Regions from separate parts of the Homo sapiens genome. Here region 2 is linked to region 1. A link is an interaction called in ENCODE POLR2A ChIA-PET data of the cell type or tissue named here. Cell type or tissue: endothelial cell of umbilical vein. All regions are shown on one strand. Each heading gives the region's core, and the rest is flanking DNA. Links, peaks and the distances in the headings are about the cores only.

Evidence for each region. Peaks named below come from ENCODE experiments on the same cell type or tissue, not always from the same donor. Only the 100,000 strongest peaks of a DNase experiment are listed, where the experiment ranks them.
Region 2: POLR2A ChIA-PET joins it to region 1 with 8 read pairs; 1 of 35 experiments calls an interaction of 5 or more read pairs at or near these places.

What each region holds. Positions count from the first base shown.
Region 1 is chr11:125,208,233-125,223,960 of GRCh38, reverse strand. All of the region lies in intron 1 of PKNOX2 (PBX/knotted 1 homeobox 2), which reads right to left. Among named protein-coding and RNA genes, the nearest start is that of PKNOX2-AS1, 51 kb to the left of the region's middle. RefSeq lists an enhancer at 8,683-9,214. In endothelial cell of umbilical vein, for the core only: no CTCF peak of the experiment used is centred there; a DNase peak (open chromatin) is centred at 8,870; H3K27me3 peaks cover 992 bases.
Region 2 is chr11:125,070,844-125,086,571 of GRCh38, reverse strand. It overlaps SLC37A2 (solute carrier family 37 member 2), which reads right to left. Exons shown (of 18, transcript NM_001145290.2): 2 at 9,734-9,815; 3 at 9,249-9,342; 4 at 9,044-9,122; 5 at 7,325-7,460; 6 at 6,812-6,888; 7 at 5,792-5,958; 8 at 5,114-5,151; 9 at 4,666-4,818; 10 at 4,238-4,328; 11 at 2,695-2,757; 12 at 2,253-2,338; 13 at 1,699-1,747; 14 at 1,433-1,506; 15 at 1,099-1,177; 2 more. Among named protein-coding and RNA genes, the nearest start is that of SLC37A2, 15 kb to the right of the region's middle. RefSeq lists enhancers at 2,846-4,045, 4,473-5,022, 13,552-13,721, 13,782-14,081. In endothelial cell of umbilical vein, for the core only: no CTCF peak of the experiment used is centred there; a DNase peak (open chromatin) is centred at 3,371; H3K27ac peaks cover 1,014 bases.

The DNA.
Region 1 (15,728 bases), core at 6,805-11,804:
GCCTTCCTGTGGCTTAAAATAATTGAATCAGAGAACTTTCAGTGTGACCTTCTTGAAAGCCAACTAGGAGATATCATGCCTTTACCAACCCTTGTGGCCTTCACTCACAGCCTCCCAGCTGCAATGTCATCGTTTCTAAGCCAAAAATGCCTTCCTCACCAGCATGTGATTTAGCTATTCAATAGCTTCATAGATCCAACGTAGTATAAAAATACTGGAGGAAAGAGGACAGTTGTTTTTTTTTGTTTTTTAATCTTCTGGAAGTCAAAGTACATGCCACGAAATCTTTGCATTAAAGTTTATGAACCTTGTTCAAAAGGAAAACTCTCAGGCCCTTACTGACGGCTTCGTTACTCTGGTTTTACACATATTTCTAACAGACTAAGTTACCTGGTACCTTGAGCCTCAGCTGATTAGAAGTATTAAAAGAGGGCTGGGCGTGGTGGCTCATGCCTGTAATCCCAAGACTTTGGGAGGCCGAGGCAGGTGAATCACTTGAGTCCAGGAGTTTGACACCAGCCTGGCCAAAATGGCAAAACTCATCTTTACTAAAAATAGAAAAAGTTAGCTGGGCATGGTGGCGGGTGCCTGTAATCCCAGCTGCTCAGGACGCTGAGGCAGGAGAATCACTTAAACCAGGGAGGCGGAGGTTGCAGTGGGCCAAGATTGCGCCATTGCATTCCAGCCTAGATGACAGAGTGAGACTCTGTCTCAAAAAAAAAAAAGGACTAAAAGAGGAAGAGTGTGGGCTTCCCCAGAAGGTAAACTGAGGTATGGAGGGTTGGCCTAGGAGAGAGTTAAAGGGCAAACCAATGTGTCATTAAATGAGGCTCAATCATGTTCCAGATAATTTACTTAAGAAGACAGGGAGGATGTCCACTTGTAATATTTACAACATCCTCAGGGTACTTGAAGAAGTAAACCATTAGCCATCTAGAAAATCCCAGACGAGAATCCTTCTTGGTGGTTCCAGGCTGCCGGGCTCTTCCTGTAGGTTGTCTGGTGTGTTCAGAAGCTGCTTGCATTCACTCCTAACTAGGCTCATTCATTCATTCAACATTCATGGACTCCTCCAGTTGCTGGGTCACCCCAACAATGCAGAAAGCAAGATGAAAGCAGAGACACCTTTCGATGCAACACACACACACATACACACGCACACACACACACACATACACACATACACACACACATACACACATACACAGGCACACAGACACAGACACACACACATACACACACACATACACAGCACACACACACATACACACACATACGCACACACATACACACACACATACACAGCACACACATACGCACACACATACACACACACATACACACACATACACACAGACACACACACACACACACCAGGAGCACCTATTACACATTAGGTGCTTGACAGATGCACATTGTATAGATGTTAGAAAAGGCATCTGGAAAGAGCAGAGGCCAGCCAGTCAGACTGTTCTTTAACCCAGTCCCTAGGTACTCAGGTGAGAATTTTTGTGAGAAGGGGCTATAATCATTCAGGGTTCAACTAAAAATATCACATGAAAAACATCAAACTGCTCCACCAAGAAAAACAAAAAGACAACATAGCCTCAACCCTGAAGAAAGTGTGGAGAAGATCCCCCCAGTGCACCTCAGAGAAAGGTTGAAGGAAAGGCATCCGTGTCAGCCCCAGAAAAAAATCCCAACTGGAAGAGAGCAAGGGGGGTGGCTCAGGATGAGGAAAGACCCATCACTGTGGCCCCAAGGCAGTTGTCACCCCTCTGTGGGCTCAGCTTCCTCATTCAGACAAGGAAGAGTTTGGGGCCATCAGTGTCTGACGTGCTTCTGGCTTCCAGGTCAAGTTCCCAGCTTTGTTCAAGGGCCAATTCTCCTTGTCCCTCTGATTTATTTTCACTGCAGCTTTGAAAGGCATGATTCTCATCAACAGTTCCTCTCCAGGCACCGCCAATCACCCCAAAATACGCATTTGATTTCTTCCCAACTGTGTTAGGTCTCTGCCTCAGGTACGCAACCAGGCGACAGCAAGTGATTCTTCTACAGCCCGGGCGGGCAGTGGGCTGTAGGTCATGGCACTACTGTCATTTTGGGGACAGGAAGTTTTTATGAGACTCACACGGGGTGGTCGGGGAGGAGGAGGGATTCCAGCAATCTGCCCTGAAGAATGCAGGTTAATAATTTATATGTGCATTTAAAAAAAAAACCTACTGAAACAAATTGCATACAAATTGTGTGACAGTCGAAGGAAATGTGCCAGTGTTGCTCAGTGAAGCATAATAAATATATGCAGCCCATAATAACAAGCTACTTAAACTCAGGGCACTATATGATTTATTAATTGTCTTCTAATCCTTTCCAGCTACAACTAAAACCAAGAGTGTGGCCGTATCTCACATACTGACTTATACGCCTCCAACACTAAACGGCGTGGCTGCGGTTAGCTCTCGGGTCCATTTTTCATTCTGGCCCCCAACTCTGCAGACGGGCCTGGAGCAGGGTGGGCTGCTTAGCAGACTGCTGTTCTCACCAAAGGGGGTAAATGTGCCCCAAACACACTGCACTTATCACATGGATGCCACACACTTCATGCTTATTTTGCCTAGAGTTCCCCTCACCTGGCTTCCCTTTCCCATCCACCTCTCCCACTGCCACCAGTACCAAGGTGCCCCTGGGTGGACCCTAGTCCACTATCTCCTGGGATGCCCCAGTGCCAGGCTCACAGCCCCAGAGTCCACTCCAGCAGCAGTTGCAGAGCCAATTAGATGGTGACAATTTTTGTTTTGTTTTTTTTTAGACAGAGTCTCACTCTGTCACCCAGGCTGGAGTGCAGTGGCGCGATCTCGGCTCACTGCAACCTCCACCTCCCAGGTTCAAGCAATTCTCCTGCCTCTGCCTCCCAAGTAGCTGGGATTACAGGTGCCCGCCACTTCATCCAGCTGATTTTTTGTATTTCTAGTAGAGTCGGGGTTTCACTATGTGGGCCAGGCTGTGATTCGCCCGCCTCGGCCTCTCAAAGTGCTGGGATTAGAATTAGAACAGAAATGGGAGCAGAACACAAAGTCCTGCCCTCTCCCTGGGACGTACTGACCCAGTGGCGAATGTAGGATTTTGCTGTTGTGTCTACTGGTTGGGCCTCCACCCTGTCCCTAGTGCTACAGATGCTGGCCTTTGAAACTTCGGAGGAACATCCCCTCTGCTTTTGTAGTCAGAAATACTGCTTTGGTGTATGGATGGATGGATGGAGAAATAGAACAAGGCCGGATCCTAGGCAAGGTATGACGGGAGAATTGCAGAGACTGGGTTCAAGAGGTGAAATGATTCCCCAGGGCTGATTGCCCCAGTGACCTGCCATTGTTTCCTTTTCCCCCAACATGCTTCTCTCCGGCCTTCCCATCTCACAATGGTGGCATCTTCCACCAGGTACCCATGTCTGGAGCCATCTCCGATGCTGCCTCTGCCTTCTCCCTCAATCCCACACCCAAGCTGTGGGGATTCCATGCCTAAAAAAGACTTCTCAAATCTATCCCTTCTGTCTCCACTGCCACTCTATAATTCGGAGCTCAGGGGTTGGAAATCAGCCGCTCTCGGCAGAACGCAGCCGCAGATATTTTGTGGGATTTGCACAGTGTTTGTGTTTTGTTTTGCTTTTAAAAAGGTAATATGGAACATGGCTCAAAAATCAAAAAGTGTAAGAAGGTAAACACTGCAATGTTTCCCTCCCATTCCTGTCTCCCACCTGTCCAAGCAAATACAAATATAGATTCTTGTTTTCCCCTTTTTATACACACTTTTTTTTAAACTTGGTGGGTTATTTTTTTCCTTTTTACACATATTTTGGAGATCTTTATCAGTACAAAGAAAACTTTCTCATTTCTCTTTTTAAATGAATAGTATTCCATTGTCAGGAAATTCCATAATTTAATGAATTGGTCTTCAATTGATGGATATTTGGGTTCTTTCCAATCTTTTGCTATTACAAATAATGTTACAAAGAAGGTACTTAGACATATGTCATTTCCTATAGGTACAAGAATGTCTTTAGGATCATTTCCCCAACATGAAATTGCTGGGTCAAAGGCATATGATTTATCATTTTGATGATATTCGAAATGGCCCTTCAAAGGGGTTGTGCAGATTTACACCATGAGACAGTCTGTTTCCCCAGGGCCTTGCCAATAGAATGCGATATCAAATTTTTTGGCTTTTTGCCCATTTAAAAGATAAATGAATAATGGTATCCCAGGATAGTTTTAATTTGCATTTCTCTTACTATGTGCAAGGTTGATCATGCTCTCATACATTAAAAGCTATTTATATTTTCTTTTCTGTGAATAGTCTGTTCATATTCTTTGCCCATTATTTTTTCTACTGGGTTGTGTTTTTGTTGTTGTTAATTTTTAGGAGCTCTTCATATATTAGGGAGAGTAGCCCTGTGATATGAGTTGTAAAAATTTTTCCACAGGTTGTCATTTTCTCTTAGCTTTGTTTATAATTTTTTTTTTTTTTTGAGATAGAGTTTCACTCTTGTTGCCCAGGCTAGAATGCAATGGCGTGATCTTGGCTCACTGCAACCTCTGCCTCCCAGGTTCAAGAGATTCTCCTGCCTCAGCCTACAAAGTAGCTGGGATTACAGGTGTGCGCCACCACCTCCAGCTAATTTTTTTTTGTATTATTAGTAAAGACAGGGTTTCACCATGTTAGCCAGGCTGGTCTGGAACTCCTAACCTCAGATGATCTGCTTGCCTTGGCCTCCCTAAGTGCTGGGATTACAGGTGAGAGCCACCATGCCTGGGCTACTTATAATTCTTGATGGTAGTTTAAAAATGTGTAGTTTGAATGCCAACAGGTTGAGAGCCAACACCCTCCCACTGGCTGCAGCCCCCACTGCTCCCTATACTTTTGCAGTTGACATGATTTACCCTTTTTGATTGCCAGCCTGGACATGGGTGTGATGCCTGGAACTGCCACTACCATCTTGTGACCCAGAGGAAAGCCAGTTGGAAAACAGAGCTAAGATCCAGAGGATGACAGAGAAAGAACCTGGGTGCTTGTGGATGTCATGGAGCCCCTGAATTTCTCCAACCCTAGAGCAGTCCTGGTACTGAACTTTGTAACACATAAGAAACTAAATGCCTCACTCTTTAAGCCTTTTTGGGTTGGATTTGCTGCTACTTACAGTCTAAGGCTTTCTAACTGATACACATCTTGACTGCTCTTCTTACAAAGGTCTGGTCCCCTCTAATCCATGCGCACTGCTGCTCAGGCCAGTGCTCTAAAATATAAACCTGACAGCTCCACTCCCCATCTAAATACATGCACTAGCTCCCCATCTCCTGCAAGATACCATCCAAGTGCCTTAGCTCTCACCCTGTCCCTGCCTACACCTCCCAGCCTTGCTCACACCTCCGTGCTTTTGCTCAGCCTATCCCTCCTGCCCTGAGCTCCCTTTTCTTCTTTCTGCTGTCTAATTCCCAGGACGGTCTATTCTGGCACCACCTCCTACCAGCAAATTTTGGAACAAGTTCCTGTCCCCCCCCCATCACTGCCACGCAGCACCCAGAGTCTTCTCTATGGCTGCACAAACCCCAGTGTCCATGCATGTTTTTACATGGCCGAGCCCCCACCCCACTCACTTCCCCATGAGTTCCTTGACGGCAGGGACAAGGTCTTATTCACTTCTGCATCCCCAGTACTTAGCTCGGGGGCCAGCGTGAGGTGGTATTCATGGCATTTGCAAACCTGAACGGAGCGCCCCCCTTTCATCCTGTTTGTTCCCACAGATGCCCCCTCAGGCCTCCTGCATCCAGCTCCTCAGAACCAAAGCCCTCCCACCCAAGTCCACATCACTTTAAAGAGCAGCTAGAAGAAAGGCCCTATCCAAATCTGCCTGCTCTAAGAGGAGAAGGAGAAGACCCATTGAATCACCAGATCAAACAGGGCCGTCTGTCTCTGCATGGGCTCATGCCAGGGTCCCCAGCGCTACAGCAAATCATCCAGTGCAACAGAAAGTTGAGGTTAGGAGCTGGGTTCCTAGCCACTTACTAGCTCATGAATTCAGACAAATTACTTAACCTCACTGCAATTCGGTTTCCTTATTTGTGATGGAGGGATCAGGAGGCCATTGTGAAGATGAAACAAGCGTAATTATCTCACATAGAAATTGCTCAGTAAATGATAGCTGTAATATTCCCCCTCCTAGGCTCAAAACCACCCCCTAGGTAAATGAGGAAAAGTCCATGCAAAGTAGACCCCAAACACTTCCCTAGGGTGGGTCTCTTTTCCAGCTCAAACAGCAGTATGGGGACCACATAGCAAAAATATATTCATGGGGCAATCACGCAGAGGAGACAGCCGATGTGCACTGACACTTCCTGTGTGCCCGCCTGCGCTAGGTGGCTTCTACCTGTTTCCATGCACATTCCCCACAACAACTCTGCAAGGAAGTATTTGTAGCTGGCCTTGCAGTGAGGCTTAGAGGAGTTAACAACTGCCTAGTGTGAATGTCCATGGCCATGATCCTGGCTACGTGGAAGCGTGAAGATCTGAACCCAGCCCCACTGGGCTCCTGCCTGAGTTCTTTTCCTTGTCTCATGTTGCCTGCAAACTACATGGAGTGAGAGCTGGTCTGGCAAATCTAGGACTTGTGATCCCTGCTGATTAAGCCTAATAAGGTGTCCAGAGAGGAGTGTGGAAGGAGAGAGATCCAGGAGTGGGAAAGGAGGGGATGGAAGAGTGGAGAGAGAAGCTCCTAGAAAAGGCTTCTCTCATATCACCAGCGTGCTGTTGTCTGGAGGGTCGTGTGTGCACATGCCTGTGTGTGTGACTCCATGGGTGGGTGTTCATGCATGTGTGTGAGTGTGACTCTGTGTGTATGACTGGGTGTGACTTTGTGTGTGTGTGAGAGAGACTGTGTGTGTGTGTGTGTGTGTGTGTGTGTTTTGAGGGGATGGGGAAACTTTCACAGCCTGGCCTCCTGCCTAATTTCACGCACATGCACATCCTGGCCACACCGAGCCTGAACATGCCCCATGTGAACTCCACATGTGGTCAACAGTGGGAGTCTTCACCTTTTAATACGCCTTTAACAAGGTCCCCTGTTGCAGGCTGCTCAGGCCAGCCACGTGACCTCAGTGGTACCAGCTCTGTTACTAGCCCCTGACTGACCTGGCCAGACTGCTGAAGGGACAGTGGAGGGGAGGAGGGAGGAGGGAGGGAGGAAGCACCTTCGGAAATGCAGTGGGCTTCCCTGGGCAGGCCTTCCCAAATCCAGAGCGCTGGGGCAGAGAGAACTCTGAGAAAGGCACCTCTGCCCGGGTGTCTCTCAGTTTTCACAGACGACCAGAGCACAGGGGAAAACACACACCCCTTCTCATAGGAGCAACCCTTTTGAAGAAGAGGGAAAGGGGTGGGAAGGGAACGAGGGGAGAAGGGGCAGGCTGGGTTCTCAGCCTCGGTGCCTCCCCAGGCGGGTTTCTCAGGCCCCCTCAGCACCTGCCGGGACTCACCCCCCTACCAGGACTGCCCTGAGTTTATCTGTCCTCTTCCTGCTGGGTGGAGGCAAGAGCAACTTACCCCATCTGACACTGTCTATGGGAAGGAAAACGGGGCCCAGAGAGGGGCCCAGGGTCACACCGTGGCCTGTCAGGAGCAGACAGACTCGAAACCACAGCTCAGACCCCTCCCTGCCTTAGTCCTCTGGCTACTCATGGCTCTGCAGTCCTCTGAGCCCTGGTAGACAACAGCTGTAGCTAAGGATTTTCTCCTTGAGCAGGACAAAAAGAGACAATCTCACGGGACCTGACCCAAGGTGAAAAATAGATATCGTTGTTTAATGTAAAAACATCTCCGCAGCTGGGGTAAGCCTCATCTTCTGCATTCTTTAAAGCTTTTGAGGATCTAGTGTTCTGAAATCAATCTAGAGAAGCAATGAAGTTGAGCAATTCAAGTCAGCAGCAAGCATGGACTGCAAGGCCCTTCTTTAACCATTCCCTGGCTTCTCTGATGTTGGCAAAACCAGATGCAGAGAATAAATGACTGAGCGCTGTAAGTGACCACCTAGCCCTGAAGAAAATATAATCATCCAGTCCTCCTGGGGCCTTGTGATGTCTTCAAAGACCCTTTCACTTCCAGCCTCTGCTTTTCACTTATGAGGGTAATGGGAAATAGTTAGTTAGTTAGTTAGTTAGTTTATTTTGAGACAGAGTCTCGCTCTGTTGCCCAGGTTGGAGTACAATGGCACGATCTTGGCTCACTGCAACCTCTGCCTCCCAGGTTCAAGTGATTCTCCTGCCTCAGCTTCCCTAGTAGCTGGGATTACTGGTGCACACCACTATGCCTGGCGAATTTTTGTATTTTTAGTAGAGATGGGGTTTCGCCGTGTTGGTCAGGCTGGTCTTGAACTCCTGACCTCAGGTGATCCGCCTGCTTCAGCCTCCCAAAGTGCTGAGATTGCAGGCATGAGCCACCGCGCCCAGCATGGAAATAGCAGTTTATATCCTGGGCCTGCTCCTGCTTTTCTAGCTGAATGACCTTGGGCAAGTTATGCTCGTTTTACAGGTGAGAAAAGTAAGGCACGAAGGGATCTCAGGTTGGCCTGAGTCACGGAACTGTGACACACACAGTGCTGATTCTCCTAACTCACAGTCCTGAGCCCTCTCCATGGCCCCCAGCCTTTCTTTCAGCCATTCTAGCCTTGATTAGAAAACCAATGATTACTGCACTAACTCCTAAGCCCCGTCTTCCTGGTGGGGGAAGAACAGCCTTCTTGCAGCAAGCTGATATTTGGACAATCCGAGAGCCTCCCAACTGCTCCGGAAGACACGGCCTTCCCCTCCCAGGACCTAGCAACGCTGCCAAAACAAGAGGAGAAAGCTTCCAACAAAAGTTTGTTTTCATGGAGATTTTATTTCCTTCGCGGACGCTCTCCCACCACAGATTTCTCTTTGTTGGAGCTTGCATTCAGAAGTCACCAGATACACAGCCCCTGACCCCGCAGGCCCCTGGGGGATCTCACGCCTTTATCTCTCCTCCCAGGCCCACAGGCTGCCTGCTTCCCCACTCAAAAAGCCCTTTGAGCCACTATGGATAGAGAGGGGTTCTCGGAGTGGACAGAAGCCTTGGAGGGGCTGAGCTGTCCACATCAAGGTGGGGAGGAGAGAGAAGAGAGAGAAAAAGAGGAGGGTGGAGAGGGAAGGGCTCTGTGTCTAAGGGTTGGCAAGGAGTTGGAGAGGCTGCACCCCATCCCCTCCACCCCTCAGGCAGGGGCTGCATTGCCTGATTGATGGTGCAGATGCTAACTAGGGGGTGCTGACAGCAGGACGCAGACCTCAGAGGCTGGCCCAGGGTATGGCTCAACTTGCACCCAGGCAGGGCCAGCCCAGGCAAAACTCAGAAGGGTATAAGATTTGTCTTAGGTGGAGGAGCCTTTCCTTTTTTCCCTTTTCAGGATCAGCTATCCTCCCAGGTACATGATTTAGACCTCTTACTCTGGCTGTCACTCTTAGCCAGAAGAAAAGAGGCTGACAACACAAATCCATGCTCCAGAGCAACCCCCTCCCGAGTAGGGCATTCAAAAGAGGGGGACAGAAAGGGAGTAAGAGGGAGAGCAAGAGCGAATCAGAAGAGGAAATGCCAGCTCTGAGGAACAAACTGGGAATGGTAGAATTTCAGGTTCAAGGGTAGGTGGGGCTGGGAGGTGGCCGCTCATGGAGCCCACTCAGATGACAGCCTAGCTCTCTTCCAAGCCACCCTCCAAGAGGTGGGTCCTGACATGGGATGGCACAGCGTAGACATTAGGGCCAGGCAGAACTGAGTTTGATTCCCCATGATACAATTTGCTAACTTTGTGATCTTGGGCAAGTGACATAACCTCTTTGGGTCTCATTCCTATCATTTGCCCACATGGAGATAATATCATCTCCAGGTTTTTGTGAGGAAGTGAGATAGCCGAGCCAAAAGGCCAAGCCGGGCAGCTGGCAAGCAGTAGGTGCTGGAAACCCCTCCCTGGCCCTCCTTCTGCGAGGACTGAGGTTGGGGTGGCACAGGCAGTCCTTGTCTTTACTTTCCACATACGTGGTTTGGGGCTTTTTTCCTCTGTGCGCACCATCTCACTCCCCTCCCGGATCACATGTGGCCAGAATTGCCGTAGAATTTGAAATGTTCACATTTTAAGTGTTTTTTTAACTTTTGGGCCAGGCACAGTGGCTCACGCCTGTAATCCCAGCACTTTGGGAGGCCATGGCGGGCAGATCACTTGAGCCCAAGAGTTCAAGACCAGCCTGGGCAACATAGGGAGGCCTTGTCTTTACAAAAATTACAAAAATTAGCTGGGTGTGGTGGCATGTGCCTGTAGTCCCAGCTACTCAGGAGGCTGAGGTGGGAGAAGCACGTGAGCCTAGGGGGCAGAGACTTCAGTGAGCCCTGATTGTGCACTGTACTCCAGCCTGGGTGACAGAGTGAGAGATCCTGTCTCAAATAACAACAACAACAAAATCTTTTGTCCTGAGGAGACAATGAGCACTGACAGTTTACAAAGCATTTTTCAAAACCAGCATCTTATTTGTTCCTCAAATGGTCTTATTCCCATTTAACAGATGAGGGAACTGAGAGTCAGGGATCCAAAGCCATCCCATAGGTAAACAACAAAGGTAAGATGAGAGCCAAGGCTTGTCTAATGTCTGATGCAGATGTGAGCTCCACACTCTCTACAAAGGGCAGGAAGAGGTGGCAGATGTGAAGAAACTTGGGGCTTAGACACAAAGGGACGCCACAAAGGATGATAGCATTTTGAAGATGGGGGAGAATAAAATTCTAGAGCCTGGATTTAGAAGACAGGGGGCTGAAGGCATCTCAGAGGAGTGCCTGTGGCCCAAGGAGGCCGAGAGAGAGGACAACTTCACATAATTTCAGTGGTGAGGCTAGGAGTTCAGGGAAAATTGTCCTATTTCATCTCTGACCCAAAGATCTAGGGAAGAGAGCTCTGGGTCAGATGGTGGTGCAAGAGCCTACATATGGGGTAGACATGGAACCCGTTGAAGTCTTACTTCCCAGGTTGACCTGGGCCAAGTCAAAGTGAGTTCTGAGCCTAGACCCTTAATTGCCATCTACCTACAGGATCTCCACCAAACAAATAAACAAAGGATGTGGGAGCAACTAGGGAAGGCCATTGGTCCTAACTGTAGAACCGGTCAAGAGGACCTCCAGCTTGGGGGCTGGCTCTATGGATCATGGATCCTGCCTCCTCTCCACAGGAACCACCTATCAGCCCAGGGATATAAAAAGCCCAGCTGTGAAGTTCCTTTTCCCTCTCCTCTCTTCCCTCTCTGTTCAGTGTAGTCCCCTGGCAACACCGAGCTCTGACAGGCTCTTTAAGAATCCCCTCCTAGAATCGCTTGAACCCGGGAGGCGGAGGTTGCAGTGAGCCGTGATCACGCCGCTGCACTCCACCCTGGGCAACAGAGCAAGACTCTGTCTCAAAAAAAAAAAAAAAAAAAAAAAGAATCCCCTCCTATTCTTCTGTCCAGTGTTGACCTGTCGGGGCCACATCAGATACAATGTCAGGTATAACCACACCTGGGTGGGAAGAGGACCAGAAGGATTAGTCCTGGAGGACACTCCTGCCCGGAGATTTCCAGGATCTCAAATCCACCATTACCAGCTCCAGAAAGAATGCTCCCCTCTACCTCGTTCAGCACACATAAGACTGGTTACATGTTTCTAGACTGATCTCCTGCTTAACCAGCTGCAAAGGAACTCTTTCAAAGGGAAGATGAGGAATCCCTCCTGGGTCCAGAGAAGCCGTGAGTCTATATTGTGAGCAATTTCAGACAGTCTCCTCTTGCTTTCAAATGTACTTAATCAACATGAAAAGGATTGCGAGGGCTGGAGCTCTTACAGGTAGAACAGAGAAGAATAATGTTCATAAATCATTTAGCATACAATCCAAACAGAGGTGTATTTTTTTTCTTAAAGGAAAAGGCAATGCCAAAGAAATAGAGCCATATAGGAAACCAAATACATCGTGACTTGTCCCCACATGTAGTGTGTCTCCAAGTAGGGCAGGGCAGCCTGTTTACATCATTGTCATCTGCAATCTGACCCTCAATACTGATTCTCCAGCTTGGCTTCCTCCCCCATTCCCAAAGCTCAGATCAGCAGAGGAGTCAGCACCAAGGAAGGACAACTGATAAAAACAGCTGCATTCCCACCTCCCCCTGCAGCCCAAAGCAGGCACCAGCTCTCTCCCGAGCAGCCGGCTCCACCCTGGGCAGCTGGGCCTGAGCTGGAAGCTGCAGGGGCCAGGAGGGCAGGCCCAGAAGACCAAGGCCACATTCTTCCAGGGCTCAGCTCAGAAAGGCCTTCCCTGACCACCCCAATAGAATAATGCCCAGGCCCCAGTCGCTCTCTGCCAGAGACCTGCTTTGTTTTCCCTTCAAAGCAATTATTACTAGTTTACATTGTATTATATAGATGTTTATTATATGTCTCCAACCAGGATCTAAAATTTATGAGGGCAGAATATTTACATGTGTTGTCAACAGTTGTATTCTCAGCACCCAGAACAGTGCCTGATACATAGTAGGTACTCAGTAAATATTTGTAGAATGAATGACTGAACAAATAAAGGAATACATAAAAATACATCCTTCTCTCTCTTCCAGGTAATGTTCCAGATTGAGAAACCCTTGCCTACTCCGAAGTAGGAAGCTGCAGTTGGGAGTGAGAAGTCTGTGAGGGGTCTCTGCTTCTGACTGTCATTTTGACCCAGAGGAAACTATCCCTGCTTACCAGCCTCACCCTCTCCATCTGCAGAATGGGAATTACTCCAGTGCAAGGAAGGAGAGGGAGGAATCGGGGAACTGACGTTCACTGTCTTCTCTAAGTGCTGTGCACTGTGCTAGGCACCTGACCGACAAGCATCGTCTCATTCATTCCATACACAACCTTCGTTCAAGATTAACATTATTATTCACATGTTATGGATAAGGACACTGAGGCCCAGAAATATAAAGTAACTCACTCAAACTTGCACATATAGAAAGGAGGTTTCAACCCAGATCCGGAAGCCACTTCTACACAACAGGACGCCCCAGTGCAGTTTATCCTTTTACCCCTGTAAAGGACACATCACTCCAGAAGAAAATTCACACTCTGCCCAGTGGAATTTGAAGATCCTGAACTCTGCACTTTCCCAGAAGTAGGAGGCGGGACAGTGAGGGTGACAACTCGTCTTGGTGTGTCTGAAACTTTCCGGGTTTTAGCACTAAATTCCTGTGTTCCAGGAAACCCCTCAGTCCCAGGTGAACAGAAACAGTTGACCTCCCTAAGTGAATGCAGCCATAGCCAGAGACCCTGAAAACTCTGAACCAAAGACCACGGAGTTTTCTCAGAGGGAGCACCTTCTTCACATCTTCCCACAGGCAGTGAAGGGAGGGCCTCGCTGTGCTGCACCCCATGCACACTCATCCAACACTGCACCTGCATCCACATTTGTGCCCACAGCAGAGGGAAGAGCAGGAAGCTTCAAGGCATCATTGCCTTCCTGTGCCCTGAATGCAGGCTTTGGACTCAGAAGAAAAGCATGGGCTCCTTCCCTAAAGGGCGAGATGACATCCCCAAAGAGAGAAGGGCAGATTCCTGGAATTCCAGTCAGTGAGGCTTTGGTTTTAGCCAGACTCCCTCCGACACAAAGAGCAAAATTCAGGACTGCCAATAAGTTCCTAAGAACCACTGGCCCATGGGATGGACTCTTCAGGACTCCCAGATCAAAGGATTCAGAGGGAAAGGTCACCTCTGTGGGATCCTCTTTCTGCACAAGAAGCTGTCCTTCTATTCTCCAGCCAGAGGTTGGCAGAACCTTTACGGCATAGCTTCATTCTCCTGCTGCCAGAGAGATGACCTGTCCAGGGCTCAGTCCCCCACACCCCCACTACCTTGCTTCACCTCCAGTGATGGTCAGCATGCATCCTGGGCCACCTCTGACCTCGAGCATGTGCTGATCTGGTCTTTCTTCTGGAACCAGTGATAAAACAAGAGCAATACCAGCCCAGAACTGCAGCAGAGACCAGGTGGAGGTGAGGGTGGGAGTGAAGAATGACACCAGGGTGGGTATAAGGGTGGCACAGGACATGACTCCCTCCTGCTTTTGACGTTTCTATTTTCAGGGCCTTGGGAGAGGCGCCCTTTTGCCTCTTTATTTGTTTTTCCACAACAAAGATGGCTCTGATCTATATCTTGCAGCCCTCCCTTGTCGTCATCCTCCTCCCCCTCCAGCCTGCCCCATCTATTACTGTGTGTTAGCATGTTGCTTTATGAATGTTCTCCAACTTTTTCATTTGTGTTTTCTGTAGCCATTGGTTCTGTGCCTTCTGAGTTTTCCTAATTTTCTTTCCTTCTTCCTGAGCATGCTATGTCTTTAACCTTCCTCTTCTTTCCTACTACCCCAAAAGCAGAACCCTCCTTCTCCTTCCCAAGCTGACCCCACCTGGTCTCTGACCCTCCATCCCATAGTGATGCCCATCAATTGTGAGTGTGTGTGCGCGCACATGTGTATGTGTGTGTACCTTCAACCTCCTACTTGGGCTACCAGCCTTGATCTACAACATGCAAAATCTACCCAGACCCATAGGCATTATACTGAAGTGGAAAGAACACTGGCCCAGCATACAGGATCTCACCTGTGACACTTCTTGGCCCTGCCTGTTTCAGAGACTTTGCTTCTTCACCTGTAAAGTGGATTTAAAGTCTCCCCACCCTGACTCCCTTAAGTGTTGTGAGGACTAGGTAAGGCAAGAGATTTGAAGTGCTTTGTAATTCATAAGATGGATTTAAAGAATTATGTAATTTTTAAATTATTTTCTTAGCCCTCTGGAATTATATTCCTCCCATCTCTCTCTTCCCTTTCACCACCAAACTTGTGAAAGAGCGATTTGCGCTCACAGCTGCCACTTCCTCACTTCCCATTCTCTCCTGAGACCCTGAAACCCGGATACTGGCCCCACAACTCCAGTGCAGCTGCCATTGAGGTGGCCAAGTACTCCCATCCACCCAAGAAGTGGCCATTTCTCAGTCACAGCCCTCCTTCACTCAACACATCCACAGAATGCAGCACACGTCCCCTCTCGCTCCCTGAACCTGCTCATCTTTGAGTCTTTACTATTTCTGTTAATGGTACCCTTTTCTTCCAACCACCCAAGCTGTATGAATCTTGGAATTCTTATTGATTTATCCCTCATGACCATTCAAACTCTCTTCTACCTCTCACCTTAACCTGAAAACAACCCAGACCCCACACATTCCCACACAGGCACATTTTAAGCCCTAACTGGCCCAATTTCCACATACGTCTCTCATATTCACTTTCTCCTGTCCCATTACCAACATGCTTGCTAAATCCTTCATTACTTCTCACTCCCAGACCATCACATTAGTCTCCTAACTCACTCCTGTCTGCTCTGATCTGCCTTACACATTAGTGTCTGCAAGATTTTTTCTAGTGCAAAGTCTTCTCTTGTTACTCCTTATATCAAAAACTTGCAATGGCTCCTTGTGGGCTATAGAAAAGTGCAAATTCCCTCAGCTGGCATAGAAAACCTCCCAAGACATGGTCCCAATCTAACTTTCCAGGTTCAACTTACAATCTACCTCGGTTCTGTGGCCACACTCCCAGTAAATGAGTGTATTTCAGGTCCCATGACTATGCTCCAAATTTACCT
Region 2 (15,728 bases), core at 777-5,776, 130 kb after region 1:
TCAGGAGGCACTTGCAGCTCAGTCGCAGCTCAGAGGGAAACTGGTTTCCCTATTTCTGCCTCCTCTGTCCCCGAGGGCATGTCCAAAGTTCTCACACTGTCCCTCAGGGAAGAGGCCACCAACCTCTGTGGCATCTCAGACCCCTTGGAAAACACTTCCCAAGCACCATGCTCTGCTGAGGTTGAAAGTCTTTACAACTGGCCCACAAGAAGAAAGAGAAAGTTGGAAAAAGTCATACTGCAGGACAGAGGATTTGCATGCAGCCCCCACTCAAATGGCACTCGAGTCACAGACTCGAAGTAAATACTCACAAAAGTCATGGGACTTGAGGAAAATACTATCACTGGTGGGTTAGGACCATACTAGAGCTATAGAGATACACGGGGACAACAGAGGACAGGTTAGCAGGGTGAGGGCCACCCAGGGACTGGCTCAGTGCTCCTCAGGTCTGGGCTGGTCGAGCCTCAGCCTGCGTTTGGAGAAACTGAGCGCTGGGCTGATTCCCACGAGAAATGAGGTTGGTAGAGGGGCAGCTTCAGCTCCCCGGACTCACCCGCTGCCTCTGCTCAGGGACACCTTCCAGGCCAAGATCTCTTTGTATACTAACCGGCAAAGGAGCTGTGGAGCACAAGGCACAGAGGGAAGGGAGGGCACTGTTAGCACTGAGCACTGAGTGCCCAGCACCAGGGTGACCCGTGGACTGGCAGTGGAGAAGGGGGAGAGACACGCTGCCACTTGGCAAGGGGTCACTCGGGGGAGGGAGAGTGCTTCTGAGCAAAGGGCAGCTGCTCTCATTGCCCCAGAACCCCAAATGGCCAACGCTTTGGACCTCCAGGGTTCCAGTCTGGCAGGACAGAGCATCCCTCAATACCTATCTGTGTACCCCAAGACTCTTACCAAGCAGGCTAGGACGTCGGCAGAGATGAGCATGTAGAAGACATTGTTCCAGCCCGTGGGGGAGATGAGCCCAGCCAGCAGAGGCCCCAGAGCCGCACCTGAATGGAGCACAGCCTCGTGAGCAGGGGTCCTGCACCTCCCCTGCCCACCGGAGGGCACTATGCCTAGGGGCCGGCCCACAACAGAGCTAGAGTCACAGACCTATGGAGCCGGTGCCGTCAATGATGGCCGTGACCGTGGACAGGGCTTTGGCGTTGCCCTTCAGGCTCTTGTGAGTCCCCTGGAGAGAGACAGTGGAGTGGGGAAGCCCAGCTGAGCAGCAGCATGAGCAGAACCAGGACAGGAGAGGGGCTGACTCAGGGAAGGTGGTAACTGGGGTTTGGGCTTGAGAGGAGAGGGGCCCATGGTGCGTTCTGAAGGACTTTGACGGTTTCTCCTCTGCGGGATGGGAGACAGGGAGAAATGGACCTGGAGATGGTGGCCCTGACCAAGCCCCCAGAACGGTCCCTGGCCCTCGGGAGGTGGCCCCACTCACCAGATCAGCAGAGACAGCAGTGGTGATGAGCGCGTATGGGCCATTGACCAGGCCCCCACAGATGATCAGCATCACTGGGACAGCATAGAGACAGCCAGTCAGAGAAGCAGCACCACCCGCAGCCCCAACCCCAAGGCAGGAGCACTCTCCAGCCTTCAGCCCTCCCAGCCCCTCCACCTGTCAGTGCCCCCCGTGGGCCAGCCTCATGGGGCCCCCAAGGCAGTGCCTTTCCCCTGGCCTGGCAGGACTTGCAACCTCCTCCTCACCTATGGAGCTGGCAATCCCGTCCTGGCCAATGTAGTTGTACAGGAACATCTGAGAGAGGAGAGGGGAGAGGCAGAGTCACCCGGAATCCCTTTGCTGGCCTGGAGCCCTGAGGTCTGCAACAACCATCTCCTGCCCTGAAACCCCAGAGGGCATCCTATTCCTTTTCCCCTGCCTATGCAGATTTCTCTGGTCTTTAAATGTCCCAGGGATGGACGGTCTAAAACGTGGTACTCTATCATCTCCCTTTCTCCAAACAGTCTTCTCTCAGATTCAACCTCAATCTCTTCTTTCCTTGATCAAGAAGTTTAGGAGGCGGTCTCCTCTACCAAGGCCAAAGAGTCATGAATCCCCCTCTAAAGTCTGCAGTCTGGCTCTTTTTCCAAGGTGCCTCTGCTGACCCTCGCTTCTCCTCCCCCGTGTGTGCACAATGATGCATGTGCACGCGTACACAGCGACATCAATGTGTGTAACGCGTGGACGTGCACATAGGCCAGAGGCCCACACAGGCTCCTGCTCACATGCATTCGCACTTCACCCTCGGGGTTATACGCACCATGGGGGCAGCCAAGATGAGCATGACACAGCAAGTGGTGGCCCTGCCATTGGTGTAGTCAGAGACGAGCCCTGCCACGATGCCGCCTGGAACACACAGCCACTCACGCACTGACTCCCAGACAGGACCCTGCCATCCCCTCGCCTGGCACCCCAGCTGTGCCCCAGTGCTGGCCTGGGCCTGTCAGCAAGAACCAGCAGAGCTGCTTTTTCCACAGCCCTCCCCTTCCTGTAGTGCCCATCACTACTGGAGACCAAACAAAAGGGCATCTTTCTTAGGCCCACCCAGCCAGGCAGGATCAGAGCTGAGAATAAACCCAGGAGCCATTTTTCCTCTGGTGCCACCTACCCAGGTCATAGCCCATCGGACCTGTCCCTTCTTCCTGCACCCCACAAGAAAAGAGGGGAAGGGAGCCTGCTGGCAGAGCAGGGCAAGGCCTCACCTATGATGCCACCAACATCGAAGAGTGTAGACAGGTCCCCAGCCTCCTTGGCACTAAAGTGAGCTGTGGAAAATACAGGTATGTGGTCAGACCTGGGGTTTGGGGCAAACATCCTGGAGTGTCACAGCTAGAAGCCCTGCAGAGCGTGATCCAGACCACTGCCCCCTTTTCCGAGGAAGAGCTGGGGACCTGTGGAGCAGGCTGGCCAGGGCCACAGGGTGAGAATGCAGCAGTTTGGATAGACGCCCTCTTGGTCCCGTCCTGTGTTGCCCTCTTCCCCTGCAGGATGACCTTCACCTCTCAGAACAAGCCCTCCCTGGCAAGCTCTGGGATCTGGCCCCCGAGCCTGCTGTCCCGTGGCCACCTTTCCCCTGGAGCGCAACCTGAAGCTCAGCCCAGCCCTTTCTCTGCTTCACTCCGGCCCTAGCAGCACTAGGAACTCTTCCCGTTTACCTTAGGCTGTGCTCATACACAGAGCCAGGAAGGAGACTTGCAGGGACACAGGGGCCTCAGGTCACAGGCCTTGGCTCCATGTTTTAAAAAAGGAATGTCCAGAAGCTGAGATTGTAGCCCCACCCTCGAGGGTGCCTCATACTCTGAAGTCAGCACCAAGGCCACAAAACAAAGAGTCACGGTGTCCACAAAGCTGCCCTAGTGCTCCACACTGTCACGAGAGAGGCCCCGACAGAGCTGCGGGGCAAGCTATGGCTTGAACTTGGCCATGACTAATTCCTACAGTATCCTGTTCAGAGCGAGCACAATGTGTGGCAAGGCACTGTTGTTCCTCCCCAGGGCTGGGAGGGAGGGCAGCAGTACTGGGTGACAGGCCCTCAGCCCTGGTGGAGCTTGGAGGCTCCTGGGGGCTGGGCAGGGCGGGGTGGGCTGCTGTTTGGTAGAGCAGCCTGACCTATGGAAAAGCAGAGACCCAGGCCAGGTGGACATGAAACATCCTTTTTCAAATGAGCTCTTCTCATCTATACATCCCTGGGCAGGAGCAGACGGGAGTAGGTCCATGAGACAGGACAGAACACCAGTGCAGCCCAGCAGATCCAGGCACAGGGGCATCGATCACATTAGGTCCCACGGGGAGAAGACCACCAGGGTCACCACCAGGCTACAAGGAGTGGGGTCACTCACCAGGCCCTCTTCCTTGGGCTGGGGGAGAGATCTAGCAGGCAGGCCTTCCCTAGCACCTCCAATGCTACCACCTATGAGCCAAGCAGCCTGGAGGGGGTTTCTCCTACACTAAGGGCTAGAGAAGAAGATAGCAAGAATTGCAGAACAGAGCTCTGAGTTCCTAACCCCCAGCTCAGTTCCAAGGGGAGAAAAGGTGGCTGGAGTCAGGGTCTAGGGGGTAGTTTGCTGGGTTTAGCTTTCATTTAAGTAAACAACTAAATCAAGCTCCTTTCACTCTAGGAGAGGTTCAGCAGGAATTCTGCCTATATACTGGAATCACAGGCATCACCACGACGGGCTTCCTCTCCCACCAGAGGCAGCCTTGGCCTCCTCAGAGACCCCTTCATTCCCCTTCTCTTGGACTTACCCACATTGGCGATGTAGAGGGGCAGCCAGTAGAGGAAGGTGTAACTGACCAGCTTGGCAAACAGCAGACACAGAGAGAACTCGACCACGCCCTGGGGAGTGCAACAGGGGGCACATGGGAAGGGGTCCAGAGGTCCTGGGTTCAGTGGTGGCCCCAAGGGGTGCTCAGCACCACCCCAGTACTTTCCATCACCTGCCACACAAGGCAGCCTCCAACACATCCAGTCCCAATAAAAGCAACATGACCACTGTGCAAGGTTGTTTCAAGACAAATCTCCCACACTGCCCTCCCCAAGCAGGCTGCCCAACTTACACCTCCCCTATAAAGAAGTTCTAGAAAAATAGATCACCCAAGCACCCCATCTCCTCATCACCAACAGAAAAAATCTGGAAAGCCCCTCTCTTTCCTCCATTCCACAAACTTCTTACTGGGATCCGGAGCGCCCCAAAGAAGCTGATGGCAGCAGGCTCTTCGCATGGCCCCTTGGAGCATTTGGCCACAGTCTCAAGGCCGCTCTCCCTGATAGAGCAGGGACTGTTCCCAGGGTCCTCAGGGTTGTCCTGGTTCTCAGCTGGCTCACCCTGAGCAGAGGAGATGAGCCCTGCTGTGGGTGCGTCCATGTGCTGCCTCCCACCAGCTGAAGGTGCAGCCCAGGCAAGAGACACTGGCTCCCAGGATGGGGAGGCACACGTTCGTCTCGGGCTGGACTGACCTGCCAGACTCATCAGGCTGTAGGGCCAACCCATGGGCCTAGCACTGGGTCGGTGAGGTCAGTGAGGGCCAGAACTCCCTGCTCTAGCTCCCCAGGCCTCTCCGGGTCCAGCCCTCTGGATGGAGTTGGAGGGCAGGGATAGGGCTGGGAGGGCTCACACTCACGTGGTGCTGAGGAGGGGCGCAGTCCACATCTTCTGGGTCTAGAAAAAAAAATCGCTTTCTAAGAAGTTTCCCAACCCCCGCCCCCCCAATCCCGAGGTGATTGCCAGGCCCTCACCTTGCACTGGATCTAAGCCATCCCGGGAACCAGCCCCGCCTCCAGCTCCTAAGGTGGCCAGTGTGTGTCCCAGCAGGAGGGAGCGGGGCCTGGGGCTCAGGAGACAGCTTTCTAGGCCTGGCTTTCCTAACAACCAGCAGTGTCACTACTGCCTCTTGGACTTTAGTACTCTTAGCTACAGAGTGGCTCTCATACCTGGCCTGGCTAGTGCACAAGACCACCTGCAGCAAGTGGAGAGCCTGGTCACTGTAACAATGTCCCTTCAACTCCACCCTCCCTGATCACACCTCTCAGATTCAACCAATGCTTGCCAAGCACCTCCTGTGGGCCTGGCATTTTAACTATGGTGTCTCAGTTAAGCCTGCAGAAATCCTACGAAATAGACATTATTATTACTATTATTATTTTACAAATGAGAAAATAAAGGCTCTGAAAGATTGTCCAAAGTCACACGGCTGGTCCTCCCACTCTGTGACCAGCAATCTTTCCAGTAGATCCAGCTGCCTTCTCCCAGAAACCGAGAACTTCTAGGCTCACTTGTGGGGAGTGAGGGGCCCACTCACGTTCGATGAGGAAGAGGAAGGTGATGACGCCCATGACGGCAGTAATGATGCCAGGCACGATGAACGACAGGCCCCACTGCCCGTTCACCCAGATGCCGGCGATCAGGGAGCCCAGGATGTTGCCCACAGATGTGTGGGAATTCCAGATGCCCATGATGAACCCCCGCCTGGAAGGGAGGGAGAGAAGGGAAGAGGTATAAAAAGTAAAAAGCAAAGCACATTGTTCATAGCAACTGCCCCAGCCAAGCTCTAAAGCTGGGCTGACTACAGCTTCCCCGAGGCACCAAAGACAGCCCCAAAGCCCCAAGTCAGCAAGGAGTGGGAGACCTTGGATGGTGTCAAGCAGGTGGCTGCAGGGCCTGTGGTCTCGCTCCGCCTGCCCAGCTCCCTGAGTGAGTGCCGATGGGAGCTCTAGCCACACTGAGGGCATGGGGGCCCCGGCCCTCGTTCTTCTCTTCTGTCCCACGATCTCACTCTAAAGCACTGTCCTCAACCAGGGGTGATCCTACCCCCAAGGGATATCTGGTAACAGCTAGAGATTTTTCATGGTCACAGCTCAGGGTGTGCTATGGCATCCAGTGAGCAGATGCCAGGAAGGCTACTACTAAACAGCCTGCAGTGGTAGGACAGTCCCCAAACAAGGGTCCAATAGCCCAGAAAGTCAGTAGTGCCAAGGGTGAGAACTCCTTCTCCAAAGCAACTTTGTTTTGCACACAAGCCAATTCGGGGTCGGGGTTGGGGGGCAGGGCGGAAGTTTTATAGGCTTCTTTTTGTCTTCGTTGAAAATAGAAATTAATCTATTATTAGAAAAAAACATAACTAAGGTTGCCTGCTCTATGGGTTAAAGCCTCATCAGTGAGAAAATCAGCACTGCTTTTAGCCACTTCTAAGCACGTGAACAGCAACGTGGAGGCCGCTTTCTGACCCTTCCCTCTGAAATTACATCAGAGGCCACGGTGACCAGCTCAGGACCCCCAGCCCTCCCAATCCTTCCCACTCCTCCTCCCTTGTTACACTCACTTCCCCTTCCCGAACCAGTTGCCAACACAGGTCACCACAGAGGGCCAGCCTGTGGTCTGGACGAGTCCATTACAGACCTGCAGGGAGAGAGAAGGGAGGGTGGGAACAGGCCTGGGCTGTGCGACTGGCTCCCTGCTCTGACCACCCTGGGCTGAGGAGGTTCAATTTCGTGGCCAAGGGGCCCTCCATACCCCACACTACAAACCTTACCCTTCCCTTACACACATGCCACACCTCCTCAATGGCATGAGCTGGCTTCTCTCGCTCAAGATTGTTCAAGCAGAGACCAAGCCTCTCGTGCATTGGAAGTGACCACAGCGTTGTGCTCAAGGCCAACTCTCTGAGTGAACAAATGCGGGGGCAGTGGGGCCAGGAGGTAGAACTCAGTGCAGTGTAATAGAGAGCACTGGACAGGGAGCCAGGAACACAGGCTCCCACCCGCTGTGAGCTGCGGTCTCCCAGGTCCTTCCCGAGACGGCAACACAGGCCCAAGTGCAAGACGGTGATTCATACCTGGATGACCACAAAGTACCAGAGCTCGTGGATGTTCCAGAAATATCCCAGGCCAAAGAGCGAGGTGAAAAGGCCACTGAGCAGCATTCCAGCTGAGAGGTAGTAACGGAGCGGAAGCCGCTCCCCAAAAACCCCACTGGGGAAGAGAAAGTTGGATCTGCGGTTAAGCTCCTCTGTGTCCACCTCAACTCCCTACCATGTTTCTGCCCCCACCACGCTAGGAAGTGGCTCTGGCCAAGGTCCCACCAATGACTTCTGTGTTGCCATGTGACGGGGCCAACCTCTGTCCCCCACTGCTTCTGTGACACCTGGCCATGCTCCATGAATTTAGCTTTCCCATCTTCCTCCGCTTGGCCGGCCCCTCGTGTCGTGCGTTTTCCTCTCGGTGCGGTCTTTTGCAACACTTTCACCATTGCCACAACCACCCATAGGCTAAATAGCTCCACAGGCATCACATGCATATCTTCAGGCCTGATCTGTCTCCCAGAGCTTCACAGTCACAGACAGGTGCCTCCTGGACATCTTTATTTGGATGCCCCCGGGGCATTTAAATAAACCCAGTGCTCTTAAGCTGAATTCCTCTTCCTCTTCCCACCAACCACCCTGACGCCTTCATCATCCTGCTATCCTCATCTGAGTGAATGCCACCCCTTGGGCACTCAAGCCAGGCTCAGAGCTCCCTCAGCCTCCCACCTTTCCTCCCCACCCCTCACATTCAGTCTCCAAGACTCACCGGGCTACCTCTTAGCTAGTGCTCCAGTACATAGCCTCTTTCCACCTCTATCACCACTGTAGTAACATAAGCTCAACAGCTTGGGCTACTGTCAAATTGGTCACTCTGTATGACCAGTCTCATCCACCTCAGCATCACTCTCAGAGTGAGCTCTCAGAAATGCTCATCTGGATGGGACGCCCTGGCGAAAACCCTTCCATGCGTCTCTGCCCATGGACCTCATGTGCAAATGACCTCAGCCCTCAGCCCTGCTGCTACCTTCCTTACACTGTCATTCCCTCCATACACCTGCCCGCGGTTCCTCCCGTAGATCATGCTGTTTCTTCACATTTGCCCTACTTGCTCGTGCTATTCCTTCTGCCCAGGTCTCCATCTGCACCGCCGCACCCAAGTCCCTTGCATCAGGTCAGGCACCATCTCATCCAAGAAGCATCCCCGACCCCTCTGCTCTAGCTCAGCTTGGACTGAGTAATGACCTCGGAGCTCCTAGAACACATGATGGCCACCTCTGTCATGGAGCCGCCACAGTTTTAGCACCAGCTGCCAATGCATCCATTGCCCCCACTGGCCTGTGAGCTCTTTGGAGGCAGTATGCAGCCTTATTGATCGTGGATTCCTGGCAAGGAACAGCATGCTTCCCGTGCTGGTTTGGACACAGCAGAGGATGGGGATTCTCCCAGATATATGTGCACGCAGGGCCATTCTTAAAGGGTCCTAGTCCATACCCACCAACTGTGGTATCTGAGTGAATAGACTCAAAAGCAGCATCCAGGAGAACATTTCCAGGCAAAAGAGCTGCTACCAGTGGGAGTCTACCAGGCGAAGGAGCAGTCTCTGCGACCGCGGTAAGGCAAGGAGGATGGCTGTGGGTGGATTGTACATGCAGCATCCCTGGGCTCATTCCCAGCTGCCCCCAGGTTCCTTAAGGGGAGGTAGCAGCTCTAAACCATCCTCCTCTTGGTCATAGGCTCAGCCTCTGTCCTTACCTGATGAACATGCCGATGGCATAGGCGATGAGGAAGGCGTTGTCCACGCCCCCTAGTAACTCCTTATAGTTGTCCTTGTCTGAAAGCAGATGGGAGAAACAGAAAGCTGACTGCGTGGATGCCCCTGCAGGAAGCCCTCCCTGGACAGCCCCTTCTCGAGGAAGAGGGAATGGGGAATGGGAAGAGCAACTTGCCCTGTTCTTACCAAATGGGGCCCAGCTGCACCACATGGTGTCATTGAGACTGTGAGTATCATTGATGGGTTTGATCTGCTCCGAGCAGTTCTGGTGCAGACGGCTCTGGATAGGCAATGGGACATACAGGTCAGGGGTTGACCCAGAGGGGAGCAAGCAACCACCTGCCCCAACCATACTGGAGACACTGCCTCCTACCAGATTCTATGTCCCCGCTACTGGCACCTCCTCCTGCAGGAACTGGCTGCAGGGGAAAGCAGCCACATCAGACCCATGAGCAGCATCCACATAGCCCAGGGGCCCTGCACGCTTATTCCATCCACAGCCACCGACACAGCTGTCTTGGGGAATAAACTCAAAAGGAGCTCCTGGGGAAGACAGCCACTGAGAGTGGGAGCCTGCCAGGTGAAGGTGCAACCTCGGTGGCCATGGGAAGGGGTAAGGACGGTTACGACAGTGTGCTTCTGCACTCTTCCTTGCTGCCAGCCAGCCTCACCTTGACGATACTGATAGGCTTCCTGGACATGTGATAGCAGGCGTAAATTAGGAAGGTCAGCAGCAGGATGAGGCCTCGGAACCTGCAGGAAGGGACAGCATCTGCGTTAGTGGGAAGTCAGCCCCAGCTGGAAGTTCTGGGCCGGCATCCCTGACCCGTGTCCCCTCTGGCAGTCCCAGGGCCTGAGGACCACCAACTCTTTCCTTCTTGGTGCAGAGGCCAAGGGGAGGCTGGGAAAAAATGCCCAGAGGCCAGGGTGCTCAGAGGGACCTGTCTCCCTGGTCCCAACTCCTGAGGCCTCTGTTGCAGCCGGCTCGGCCCCAGCCCACAAGAAGCACCTCCGCCTGCTCTGACCAGCTGGCAGCACCTCTGCTTTTTGTCGACCTCCCTGAGGTCAGGGCGCCTGTGTGTGTGTGCATGTGTGTGGCAGAGGTGGGGGCAGGGAGTTTGAGTGGTTTTCACATGTCTAAAATGATGGGGGTAGGAGGGAGACAGTCGGGAGAAGGGTCTGTTTTTAAAGTGAGGTTGACACTCCTCTGAAGCTTCGAACAGGGCAGACACAGCACCTCCTTCAGGCAGGCGGTAGTTGGAAAGGAAGTGGCAGTGGGACAGGTGGTGACAGACCCCAGCCCTCTTCTTAGTCCCAGTCCGTCCATCCCACTGGACAGAGCCCATTCTTTCCATCTGTGGCTCACACACGTGCTCTTTCTCACCCCTCACGTCTCATCCCATGCCCTGGCCCGGGATGGAAAGAACAGTGCAGGCGGGTGGCACTCAGCTTTTCCACTGTGCCCCGGCCGCTCCCCAAGCCTGAGGCCTGGGGAAGGGCCCCAGAGCCCTGCTGAGTCACTATCTGCTTCCTCGCCGCAGCCAGGAGCCAGGACATGCATGGAAAATAGGCCTCAGAGTGGAGCCCCAGTCCAGGAGAAGGGGCCAGGAGTTAGGCGAGACCCAGGGCTCACTGAAGACTTCATGGAGAAGGGTCAGGAAAAAGGGTGGGAGGGCTCCTGAAGCCCTTTCTGTCCTGGCTCCAAGAGCCCAAGGGCAGGACACTGGATGCTCCCTCGGCCTAGGAATCCTCCTCCACACCCCAGACCCAATTCCCCCAAATGTGGCATGAAGCAACACCCACTACCACTTGGGAAACAAAGGGGCATTTCAGCGAAGGCTGAATTGGGCTTGGGCTACGAGGCTCCTTCTCACTTTGCCCCTGGATCGAGCTTCCTGTCTGTCTTCTTGAGAGACTGAAGTTGCTCCTGCCCCTCCACAGCTCTGCTAAAACGCTTTCAGTGCCTTTCCATCCCATCCAGCATGAAGGTGCAACAGTGTAGTCTGGAATGCAGGCAGCTCCACGCCCCGGCCTCTCTGGCCACCGGTTCCCAAAGGCACACATGTGGGTCACAGAGGTCCTCTAGGGACTCAAGTTGTCTAGGGAAGCTGGGGCTACTCCAAGTGCCTGTCACAGTGACTGACATAGGCAAGCTTGTGGCAACAATGTTTTCCGGGTTCCACCTGTTGCCATATGGCTCATGACTCTTAGTTCGGGGACTTCTAGAATCTGAGGGAAATCCTCTGAGAGACTTTGAAGAGGGTGCCCAGCTGGCCTTCTGCAAAGAGCAATGGATGGAAGAACCCTGCAGTCCTACAGATAGCAGCCACCAAGCCCCGCCTGGGACGCACCTGGTTCAGGGAGAGGCGGGAAGCTTTGCGTGGCACCTCTCACTAATTGCCTGTGTAACCTCCCGTGAATCCCTAAGCCTTTTTTTTGCCTCTGGTTTCCTCATCAGTTACACATTGCGCTAGTATCAGTCCCAGCTGTCCCACAAGATAAGAGAACACAGCATGACTCTCCCCCAGTCCCCAGGTCCCTGGTTATACTGCCGGTAAGGCCCCCCAGGCAGCAGGACCAGCCTTCATGACCACTTGGATGTGCCAGGGCCTCTGCCATGATGTTTGGCCACTGACCATGGTGACAAATCAGATCCTTTCAGTGTCTGAAAGATCCTCAGGGACCCAAGGCCCCACTGGGGCCCCAGCTATGACTGTTCTTTCATTGCAGGCTCGGCAGTGAAGCCCTTGCTGGCTCCGTAGCCTGGTGTTGACTAGGAAGCCAGACTGCACCTCCACACTCATGCTGAGCCCTCCCAGGGCTGGTCAGAGCCAATGGGGACCCAGAGGCACAGCCTGCTGCCAGCACCCTTTCCCCTCCCACCCCACTCCCCCAACTGCACTGTGTCAACTCCAGCCCGCCCTCCCCGACTCCCCTGCTTGTGGCCCCAGGTGTTCTTCCTTATCTGCTCCATGGCCCTTTTGCCTGGAGTTCTGTCCCCGACAACCTCAGTAGGAGGAGCTGTGCCCATTTCTAACATCTTGATTCCCTTCGGCTGAAGCGAGGCTGCTCTCCCATGCATCCCTGTGCCCATCCTGTACCAGGCACCATGCTACAATCCAGCACTAGCAAGAGAATCCGTGAGCGGAATCTCCACCTGCCTGGGCGCACAGGTCAGCAGGGAGACAGTTAGACCTGGTGTGATGTCTCTCTCTTACAGAGATGACACAGAGGAGAGACTCCGAGCCAGCAGGAGGGAGCAGTGTCGGGAAAGGATTCCTGGAGCTGAGGCTTCAAAAACAAGCAGGACGAGGCCAAGTCAACCACAGCTGGGGCAGGGAGGACTGCCAGGGAGAGGAAGCAGCGTGCACGAAGGCACGGAGGTGTGAAATGACACTACCTGTTTGGGGAACTCCGCCTCAGTGGGGGTATCTGTAGGGTGAAACTGAGCCAAGCAGAGAAGCAGAGCTGGCTGGGAAGGGCAGGGGCCTCAGGTGGCGTGGCGCAGGGCCTCAGGTGCCAAACTGTGGCATTTAGGCTATCTCTGAAGGTGATGGGAAGCCACTGAAGAGAGCGGGAGTTCCCAGGTCGGCAGCTCTGAACCCCAGCCAGCCTAAGCCAGGTGAAGACCCAGGGCTGTGCCCTGTAGGTTTTGGTGGGAAGCGCAGACAGGCTTCCTCACTGAGGCTCAAGGCCAGTTCCCTGGGCCTTTTTCATCCTGCCAGCCACTCCCAGGGACATAGCAGCATCACGGGGGAACCCAGGTGGTGGATGTCAGGGAGTTGATGTCTATAAGAGAAAACAGCAAGGACTTGGGAATCGGGCAAAAGCTGGTTTCATTCCTTACATCTTTTTGCTCATTGGAAAAGCAGAGTCTATCACCTTTCTCAGACCTATTGATGGGTTAGTGAGATGCACCTAACCAGTCTGAAATTGTTCCTGATGCCCAGAGGGCGCTTAGATGACAGCCAGTGTGCTTCCAATGTTCAGACCAGGAAGAAGGACTGGAGGGGTGGAGGCGGCCCACACTGCTCTGTTAGGGGAGCCGAGTAGGGTCAGGGGCTGAACCAAACTCTTCTGGGAAGTGGAGGCTCCGGGCCCTGGATTTACCTGGAAGGTAGAGATGTGGCTGCCAGCCTGTCCCCCTCCACCCCGCCTCCCGCTGTGCATAGCTGGGTCTAGATGAACATAAGGATGCCCTGAAGCTCCTGGAGCTCTGGCCTTCCATGGTGGGCCCTATGGCTTCTTGGGGAGCCTACGGTGGGACACAGGGGAGACTCCAGCCCCGGGGCCCTCCCACCTGCTCCCGTGGGCAGACAGGAAAGTCAGTAGGGGTCCCCACGTGCATCCTGACCTGGTAGGTTCCAAGATTCCAGCCCTGCCCTCCTCCAGGTGGTAGCCTGATGTCCCCGCCAGCTCTGACCCCAACTCCCTGAAATCCACCACCTGGAGTCCCCCATGATGCTGCCAGTAGAAACCCTGACACCCAAGATAGCAGGAGAGTCATGAGTCTTGAGGGTGGCGGGTGGGGGGTCCTCAGCTGTGTTGTGTGACACTAGGCCTGGCACTGGCCTTTTCTGGGACTTCCTTCCTGGCCTCCAGAGGGATGGAGGGATGAGCTCAAAGTCACACCACTCGCTGGGCATGGCATAGTCAGAGCTGGGCCTCCTCTGAGTCTGGTGCTCTATCCATTCCCCATTGTCAGGTGTTCTAAGAGAAAGATCAAGGTGCCGTGGTTCACAGGAGACTGGGAACTTCGGTCAGGTTAAGGGCTAGGCTAGACGGAGGCCAAGACTGCCAAGCTCATGCTAGCTTCAGAAAGGCAGCTGACGCACTCCTTCCATGTTTAGAACCCGCAGGTTTCACTTCTCCTCTCACCAGTCCTTCCCTCGTGAATCAAGAGGTCCCAGAAGAGAAGCAGGGCACAGAATATGCACAGCCAGGCCTTGCCTAGCTGGCCCCAGGGTGGCTGTGACGGGGGGATGGCAGCCCAGGGGCTGGGCCAGGCTGGGCAAGTAGGCCAAGGACCAAAGGATGGAGGGGAAGGCCCCCGGCTGCTCCAGATGGGGCGGCTGTCCCATGACCCTCAAAGACCTTGTTAGCAAGAGATGGCACTTCTCAGAATCCCACCTCCCCCCCACCGGATACTGGTTACTGAATAACCAAGTTAGATAGGGAGGTTGACTAGCTATCTCTTAACTATTAGCTGACAGTCCAACCTACTCTTTCGAAGGAGCCTGATAATAACTTTATTGACCTTGTTGAGACTTTGCACTAGGAATGCTTCTGGGGTAAAAATCAAGAAATGGCATGTCCCAAAGCAGTGACAGATTAGAAACAAACAAACAAAACCCCCAAAAGACCGACTGCCACCACCACTGCAACAGCAAAAAACAAGAAACAGCCCAGCAGAGGGACGCTGCCCCCGAGAGATGTCAGAAACAGCCCCGGTTCCCCAGTGGCTCCCTAGTCACTCCCCAGTCCCAGGCTAGGCTGGCTGTGGCTGCAGGTGACTTTGGCACTTGTCCAGAGAAAATGGATTCAGTAGTCTCTTCTCGGACGTGACTGTTCTGAGACTAAGCAGATCTGAAAAGGATAGAGGGCTGGGCACAGTAAGAACCAAGCTAGGGTCAATGGTGACAGTGCCCACCCCCCCTCCCCCACAAGCCCTCCACCAGCACTGGGAGATACCCTGCTAGGAAAAGGCCAGCCAGGAACAGATACCACAGGTGCAGAGCCCTGAGCCAGGTCTTTAGCACACAAGACAGGACAAGACCCTCTTTGGGAGGCGCAAAGCTCTCCCAGGGCAGCAGCCAGCCCCTCAGGGAATCCTCTGTTTGCTGTCCTTCCTCCAGCTGGGACGTGGGCACATGCTCAGAGAGATCGAGATGACTCGGGGCTTGCCCTGAGAGCCTTCCTAGAGAAAGAAGCCATTGGCCAGGAGCCACGAGGAACTCAGGACATTTGAGAAGAGACTGGTGGCTCAGATGACAGTCTGTCTTAGGAAAGAGGAAAATACAGGATAGATTGTTTTGCTTTGGGAAGAAAGCTGAGTGGGGGACCCTGAATGGTCAGGCAGAATGAAGACAGCCTTCATGCTGCAGCAGGGACTCTGATCAGCAGCCGGAATAACAGGGAGGGTGGGAGTGTTGGTGGGGCTCAGAAGAGGCAGCCAACAGGTTTTAAGTTGGTGTCTCTTCTGAAGAAAGGTTGTGTAAATAGCACTGATGGAAGCGTGTTGATGATGGCAGAGCTGCAGTCCTGCTTAGAGGGGGAGGAGGATGGCCTTCCTTCTCCTGAGCAAGAAGCGTCCAGGGGACAAGACCTGAGCCAGAAGCCAACAGGAGAGCAGTGACACCGCCCCCCCACCCCACACACACACCAACTTAGTGTCTGTTAGTGACTCAGATAGGAGGTCCTGGGCTTCAGGGACTCTACCTCTGGTGTCTGTCCTCAATTCTGCTGTTACTTTGGGACTGTCAACCCTGACCCCAGCTCTCAGTTGATACAGAAGCTTGAATGGAAAAAACAAGGCCTTGGCCAACCATACAGACTATTTCGAAACCTTGCTGCTACCTTCTAGACCAGCCCACAGGGCCTGAGTCAGACAGCCCCACCCGAGGTCAATGAGGTGCACGCCAGTCCACTGTAGGGAGGGAGAGAGGA